Linked DNA regions of Homo sapiens: all the other regions are linked to region 1. Evidence: chromatin loops called from intact Hi-C (ENCODE). Cell type or tissue: PC-9. All regions are shown on one strand. Region 1 has its middle 19 kb from the start of COQ7-DT. Region 2 overlaps SYT17 (synaptotagmin 17). Region 3 overlaps LOC124903657 (a long non-coding RNA gene).

Region 1 (2,500 bases):
TTTGAGTTTGTATTGTTCCCCAAATGGAATAATATTATGCATTGGATCTGCAATCTGTGCATTTCACTCGGTGACCTACACTGGCCATCTTCCCAAGTCAGTTCATAGAGCTCCATCTCGTTCCTTTAATTGGCTGCCATACTCTTCTATGAACCACTGCTGACCTGACCCAGCTCCTACCACAGCCCAGGCCTGTGGTTGAACCTCCTTGGCCTGGTTCCAGAGGCTGTAAACTTAACTACTAAGCCATTCTTCCTCCGCTTATCTTATCTTTTTGCCTCTTGGTGGACATCTGGGTTGCCTTTTTTTTTTTTTTTTTTTTTTCCTGAGACAGGGTCTCCTATTGTCCAGGCTGGAGGGCAGTGGGGTGATCATAGCTCACTGCAGCCTCAAATTCCCAGGCTCAAGCGATCTTCCTGCCTCAGCTTCCCAAGTAGTTGGGATTATGGGCGTGAGCCACACCACGCCCGGCCTGGGTTACTTCTAACACAGGCTTTTGGGGGCCCCCTAACGCTTAGGAGGACCATCTTTCAGAAGGAGGGACCCCTGGGAAGGAAGGACGAGCTCAAGGTTTTAACCCTTGGGAAGATCCCATACCTCTGATAATTTAATAAAAACACCAGACCCTCATTAAGGTCCTCCTTAAGATCCCTTGATCCAGGTGATTTGAGGCCAAGAAAACACAACCTTTCCCAACTCAGGGAAACCAAAGACACCTTTCAAAGTGGAGCTTCAGCCTCAACACCGCTCATGTCTGGCTTCTGCGGGTTCCCGAGAAACATCCCGGAGCGCAAAGCACTTTCCCACCTCATGTGTTCAGAGCTTGAAAAGGCGCTTCTCGCCCCCAGGACGTGCGTCCTCCCACTTCTGCCTCTGAAACGGCAACCCTGAGGGGCTGAGCCCGAGCACTGCAGGTTCTTTCATCCTGGATCGCGTAGAGATCGGCTCCCGGGCGCGCCAAGGGCAAAGAAGGTCTCGGGCCCTCGGCGCCCGCCTGTGTCCGGCAGAGGGCGCCCGCGCCCCACGCTGCGAACCCTGCGAGGCTCTGTTGCAAGGCCGGCGGGACAACGCCCGGCAGGAGGGCCGGGTCATTGCTGCGCGTTATATATGGTACATATGATACCCTGGCCACAATCCTCCAGTCCCGCGATCTCGACTTTGTTGAACGGGAACTGATGTCACGTGTGTGCACGGCCAGAGGCGGAGGGCTCGGCTGGCTGCTCCAGTCTGCGCCGTCCATGCGTCTCGGGTGTCCTATCCCGGAGGATACATTTTTCTTTTTCAGAAAAGGGAAACAGGAAAACGGGGACGATTAGACTCTATCTAGGGGAGCCATGTGGAAAAACCAGCTTCAGGCATCAGACAACATCCAAGGGGCTGCACTGTTTTTTTGTTTTTTTTTTCTGTAAGAGACAGGGTCTTGCTATGTCGCCCAGGCTAACCATAGCTCACTGCAGCCTCTAACTCCTAGGTTCAAGCGATTCTCCTTCCTCAGCCACCTAAAGTGCTGGGGTTACAGGTGTGAACCACCATGCCCATCTAATTTTTTTTTTTTTTTTTTTTTTTTTTTTGAGACGAAGTCTCGCTCTTGTCCCCTAGTCTGGAGTGCAATGGCACGATCTCGGCTCACTGCAACCTCCGCCACCCAGGTTCAAGCGATTCTCCTGCCTCAGCCTCCCGAGTACCTGGGATTACAGGTGCGTACCACCACACCCAGCTGATTTTTTAAATTTTATTTTAAGTAGAGACGGGGTTTCACCATGTTGGCCAGTCTGGTCTCGAACTCCTGACCTCAGGTGATCCACCGTCTCGGCCTCCCAAAGTGCTGGGATTACAGGCGTGAGCCACCACGCCCGGCGCCCATCTCATTTTTATTTTTATTTTTAATGACGAGGTCTCACTATTTTGTCCAGGCTGGTCTCGAACTCCTGGCCTTAAGCGATCCTGCCTCAGCCTCCCAAAGTGTTTCTTTCTTTCTTTCTTTTGAGAATTTCTCTTTATGATACTTTCTTCCCTGCACTTAAAAAAAATCCAATTATATTTCCAAAATTAGAATTTCCCAATGTTTAACCCTGGATTTTTAACTGGGCATGCCAGTCAGAATAAACCCGAGATTAAAAAAAAAAAAAAAATCTATGAATGCTCCTGCTCTATCCAGTCCTACTGAAGCAGCAGCTATGGGGCTGGGCCTAAGGGATGACCGTATTATAAAAACTCCCACAGGACCTCTGATGTGTAGCCCTGGTTAAGAAGCAATGGTTTAAGCCGGGTGCGGTTTCCAGCACTTTGAGAGGCCGAGGCAGGCAGATCACTAGAACTCAGAAGTTTGAGACCAGGCTGTGCAACACAGGGAGACCCTGTCTCAATAAATTTGGCCGGGCGCGGTGACTCACGCCTGTAATCCCAGCACTTTGGGAGGCCAAGGCGAGTGGATCACTTGAAGTCAGGAGTTCAAGACCAGCCTCACCAACTTGGAGAAACCCTGTCTCTACTAAAAATA
Region 2 (2,500 bases), 93 kb after region 1:
CTCCCAAAGTCCTGGGATTACAGGCATGAGCCACCATGCCTAGCTCCTGATAACACTTTTGAAGAACATCAGATCAGTCTCATCTCATGCACAGGATGCGTCTGAAGACCTCACAGCATTCAAAACTTGCATTTTTCAAGACGAGTTTTCCCATAGGCTTTAATGTCAAGTTGGGGGGTATGCAGCCTCGGAAGGCATAAATCTACAGCCATTATGGCTTAGGGGCATGTTATTAGCAGCATCAGTCTCAAAACGACGTCACCAGCTGTTTTTCTACCTCCTTTCCCATCCCTCCAGCATCCTTACCTAGCTTTATGAGTATTGGGGGGGATCTTAAAGCCACCCCAGTTGTAATAATATCAACTAAGCTGGGCATGGAGGCATGCATCTATAGTCCCAGCTACTCAAGAGGCTGAGGGCGGGAGGATCACTTTGAGCCCAGGAGTTCGAGTCCAGCCTGGGCAACATAGTGAGACCCTGTTTCTTAAAAAAAAAAACAATGAATTGATCGATCAATCAATAAAAAATGTTTCAAGATGTATTGAGCAGCTGTTTACTACGCAACCAAGCACTGTTCTAAGCATTTTATTTATTTTTGAGACAGGGTCTCTTGCTGTGTCACCCAGGCTGGAGTACAGTGGCACAATCATAGCCCACTGCAGCCTCAAACTCCTGGGCTCAAGCAGTCCTCCCGCCTTAGCCTCCCAAGTAACTATGACTACAAACACAGACCACCATGCCCAGCTAATTTAAAAAATTTTTTTGTAGAAACAGAGTTCTGCCATGTTGCCCAGGCTGATCTCAAACTTTCGAGCTCAAGTGATCCTCCTGCCTTAGCTTCCCAAAGTTTACATTCTTCACAAAGTTTACAGCTGTGGGCCACCATGCCCAGCCAACTTTCAGTAGAGATGGGTCCTGCTGTGTTGCCCAGGCTGGTCTCAAACTCCTGGCCTCAAGGGATCCTCCTGCCTTGGCCTCCCAAAATGCTGGGATTATATGTGTGAGCCACCATGCTCGGCCTCTACGCATTTTATATGTGTTAACTCATTCAGTGTTTACAACCACCGTATAATGTGGGTACTGTCAATATTTCCACTTTACAGATGGGGAAATGGAGGTACGGGAGGGGAAAGGGACTTGCCCCAGCACCCAGCCAGGGTTCAGCCCCAGCGGTTCTCTCAATGACTACCCTGTATCGTCTTCCTTCTCCATCCACCCCTACATCCTCCTTCCCAATTTCTCAGCAGTTCTTTATTGGGAGCACATTGAGTCACGGCTGCTGCTAATTTATAGCTATTTCTTTACATCAAACTTCTGTTCAGAAATTGTTGATTTTCAGGGCCATTTCTGCCGCGCAAAGAACCCTTGAGTGACATTGTTATAGGATATTTTTAAAAGATCTTAAATTATAGACACAGTGACTGTTGAAATACCAGGACACTTGTAACCAAAAGCAGAAGTTCGGATGCCTATAAAACAACCAGACGGTTCACTCCAGGCTGGAGATTGACAGGTCTCGGGCTTCACTGAGCCAAAGTGGCGCCCCCACGTGGCGACAGCTTAACTTTACACAGCTCTCCACCCAACCCCAGCTTTGAAATTATGCAAGTTCTTGACAGATTGTTCTAAATTGGGGAATATTTCTTCATATCATTTCACATTTTGTGCAAAAAGCAAGACGTTGTTGAGAGTTTAAGGACACCACACTGTCAAATTTGCATTATTCCATGTTGCATAAAATGAGTCTGAGAGCGGTTTCATCGTGGGTCTTAACCCCCAAGGGACAGAGATGCCAGTCCCCGGGGATTCCTGGACAGCTACTGAGACCTCTTCCCTTCCTATAGGATGGCCAGCCGGAGCAGTGACAAGGATGGTGACTCTGTCCACACGGCCAGCGAAGTCCCGCTGACCCCACGGACCAATTCCCCGGATGGAAGACGCTCGTCCTCAGACACATCCAAGTCTACATACAGCCTGACGCGGAGGATTTCGAGTAAGTATCTCTGCTTTACCTTTCTGGGGGCCCTGGCTGGCTTTCCCAGACACTCTCCCACGGAGAGTCATGAAGGGCAGTGTTATTGCTGGGGGAGGGCGGCAGAGTGGGATGACAGTCCAGGAGACAGGGCGAGAGAGAGATAATGACGGTGTGACAGAGGAGGGCATCACACCTGATTGCTGCTGAGTTTAATCAAAAGCAATCATTTTGATTGATTTTTGCTTTATTAATTTTAAGTTTGATTGAATTGGCTGAATTGATTAACATTGTCAGTGTATATCATTTCAGATTCTGAAAGATGAGTGTGGCTATATTATATAGCAGGGTTTGTCAATTCTGGTGACTTTGGGAGCTAGGCGGGTTGCATCAGTGGCCAAGTGCAGAGGTTGCATAGAGATAAACATTGCCTGAGTGCAGTGACAAATGGCAGCTGCCGCTCTGTCTGGAGAGTTACTAGGGCAGGGTGGGGACTTCGGTCAATTGAAAAGCAAATGCCCCATTGAA
Region 3 (2,500 bases), 50 kb after region 1:
TCATTACCAGTATGGAAAGGAATTTGCCTTTTTTGGTGGTTGATCCAAAATCAGAAGGAGAGAAAGCAGGGGAACAGCTCAGATGCTAGCAAGAGTTTCTAGAGTGTGTTCATGCCTGCGGATGACTTTTCTTTTCCGCCCAGGGACAGAGTTTCCGATGTTCATTTATTTAATCCCTCTTGGAAAGTGTTAGCAGCTCGTTGCATCTGTAAAGGATGGAGGTGCCTTTGATCACTTCAATCAACTCACAGCTTCTCCCTTCCCAAAGGCAAGAGGCACCCTTGGCTTCCTCCTGCAAGGGCTCTGGGTACAAGCCTGAGCTTGCTGCCACCGTTAGTCTCCCACTGTGCTGGGGCTGAGGGAGGGGGCTGCCGGGCCCACGGTGGAGTTTGGGGGGATTTCAGGTTAACCCACAGTATATGGGAGGGTGGGTTTCTTTTCCTTTGTGCCGTCATTTTTCCAAGGCGGCAATCAAAGGAGAGCAACCTGTGGTATAATTCAAGGCTGGCAAAGAGACAGACAAAGATGATGGCAGAGGTGCCTCCCCTGCAGCCTGTGGATCCATACTGCACTCACGTCCTCACTCTGAAGGTGGCCTCCTATGAACACCTGCAGCTCAGGCCCGGGAGTTCTTATCTGTTTGTGACAGGACATTCCACCCACATGTAGGACAAGGCAGACATTGCTGGAGTGTTTGAGCCGCAGGGAGCAGCGCTCAACCAACCATGGATGGGACTGGTGGATAATCGCCCAGCTCCCTTCCCTTTCCATGGGACAGCTCTGGGATGCATGCTTTGCCCTGGCCCCAGCAGAGCTGAACCTCAGTTGCCACCTGCCCCCCAGCCCCCTCCGTAGGAACATGCCTGGGGACACACCCTTCCTTGGCTGCCTTCCCGTTCCCATCCCTGTCTCTCACTGTCCCCTCCCTCCTGGTGTTTCCTGAATCACTGTGCAAATAAACTACTCACACCCCAGCTCCTGTTTCAGGGTCCACTTCTTGAGGGGTGTAAGCTAATCAGTCTGTGCAGTTTGGTTCTGGAGGTCACTGAAAAGACTCACTCCTCCCTCTTTCTACCCTGAAGACGGAAAGCTCCCTTTCCCCATCCAGATGTGAACTCTGACTGCAGTGAAGTGAGACCTTGGGTGGGGGGCAGGAGAGGGACCCAAGGGTTGACAAGAGTAAGGAATGGTAGAAGAAAGGGCTTGGGGTGCTCCAGTGTGCCCCGAGAACTGAGGAGGAGGCCCATGCCATACCCACAAACTTTTCATTAGTTAAGTGAAGTATGGATGGAATGATCTTTGGATGCCATTCGAGCCTGCTAGCCAAGTTGTTCCTGTCTGTACCACCCCACCCAGCCAGTGTACAGCAGGGAGTGGAGGTAGCAGTCATACAGTATGGTGGTTAGGAGCTCAAGCTCTGGGTTTAAATAAACCTGGGCTCAGCTGCTGGCTTTCCTACTCATAAGCTGTGTGATCTTTAGCAAGTCACTTAACCTCTCTGAGCCTCAGTTGATATTCCAGCAACACTGCAATGAGCCTTCCTGCACATGTGCCCTTGGGCAACAGGCAGGAGCTTCTCTAGGACATATCCCTGGTGACCAGACGTGCTGAGTCGTAGGGTCTGGACAACTTCTGCATTTATTCATGAGGGCTGGCGCGCTTGGCAGTGATTAAAAACGTGGACTCACATCAGCAAGCGGTGTGTGCTTCTCGGGTGCTCTGATACATCCCTTACAAACACAAACGGAATTACAGTATGCAATCAACTTGCTTTTTTTTTTTTCACCACGTATACGTATTGGAGATCTTTCCATATCTAGCCACCTCAATATGCCTCATTTTAAAAACCATTTTATTGAATCATAATTATAGAAAATTGCATAGCAGGATGAACTTTTACAGTGTGAAAAACACTTGAGTAATCAGTACTGAAATCCAAAACCAGAATGTTACCTCTATTCCAGAACCCCCCTGCTGGTCCCTCCCCTCCCTCAACCACAACGGATTTATAAATATGTACTCTTGGCGTATGTGTGTCTAGCTTCTTTGGCTAAGAACTAGTTTATGAGATTTATGGATGTTGTTGCATGTAGTGACATTTTGGCAATGCCTGGAGACATTTTTGGTTGCCCCGACTTGCAGAGGGAAGTGCTACTGGCATCTTGTGGGTGGAGGCTTCAAAACGTCCTCCACCCCCCACTCAGGACAGCCCCCACTACAAAAATAATCTGGCCCCCAAGTGTCAGTAGTGCCTAGCTTGGGAAATCCTGTTATACACTGTGTGAGGGACTTAGGGGTTTGTTCTAAGAGTACTGGAGAAACCACGGCCTTTGTTCAGCTTTTAAATACTGCAAACTATTTTCCAAAGTGGCTGTGTCCTCTTTCTTTGTGAATACCTGCATTCTTTCCCATCATGTGGGTGTATCATTTTACCAGTTCCCATCCATTAATTTTATATTGTTTCCAGTCTTTTGGCCATTACACCAGTGCCAAAATGAGA

Evidence for each region. Hi-C counts contacts between places; a loop is a spot of excess contacts. Peaks named below come from ENCODE experiments on the same cell type or tissue, not always from the same donor. Only the 100,000 strongest peaks of a DNase experiment are listed, where the experiment ranks them.
Region 2: a loop joins it to region 1, with 10 times the contacts of the local background. A loop is called at or near these places in 60 of 110 quality-filtered maps.
Region 3: it touches region 1 in a loop (7-fold over the local background); 13 of 110 quality-filtered maps call a loop at or near these places.

What each region holds. Positions count from the first base shown.
Region 1 is chr16:19,085,646-19,088,145 of GRCh38, forward strand. No RefSeq gene overlaps it. Among named protein-coding and RNA genes, the nearest start is that of COQ7-DT, 19 kb to the left of the region's middle. In PC-9, a CTCF peak has its summit at 1,003 (motif pointing right); DNase peaks (open chromatin) are centred at 1,146 and 2,206; H3K4me3 peaks cover 1,794 bases; H3K27ac peaks cover 1,332 bases.
Region 2 is chr16:19,178,547-19,181,046 of GRCh38, forward strand. SYT17 (synaptotagmin 17) reads left to right here. Exons shown (of 8, transcript NM_016524.4): 4 at 1,845-1,993. LOC124903658 (a long non-coding RNA gene) reads right to left here. Exons shown (of 2, transcript XR_007065012.1): 2 at 2,202-2,500. Among named protein-coding and RNA genes, the nearest start is that of SYT17, 12 kb to the left of the region's middle. In PC-9, CTCF peaks have their summits at 1,539 (motif pointing left) and 1,744; a DNase peak (open chromatin) is centred at 1,525.
Region 3 is chr16:19,135,411-19,137,910 of GRCh38, forward strand. It overlaps LOC124903657 (a long non-coding RNA gene), which reads left to right. Exons shown (of 2, transcript XR_007065011.1): 2 at 144-974. Among named protein-coding and RNA genes, the nearest start is that of ITPRIPL2, 23 kb to the left of the region's middle. In PC-9, no CTCF peak of the experiment used is centred here; DNase peaks (open chromatin) are centred at 621, 951, 1,341 and 1,971; H3K4me3 peaks cover 1,624 bases; H3K27ac peaks cover 2,500 bases.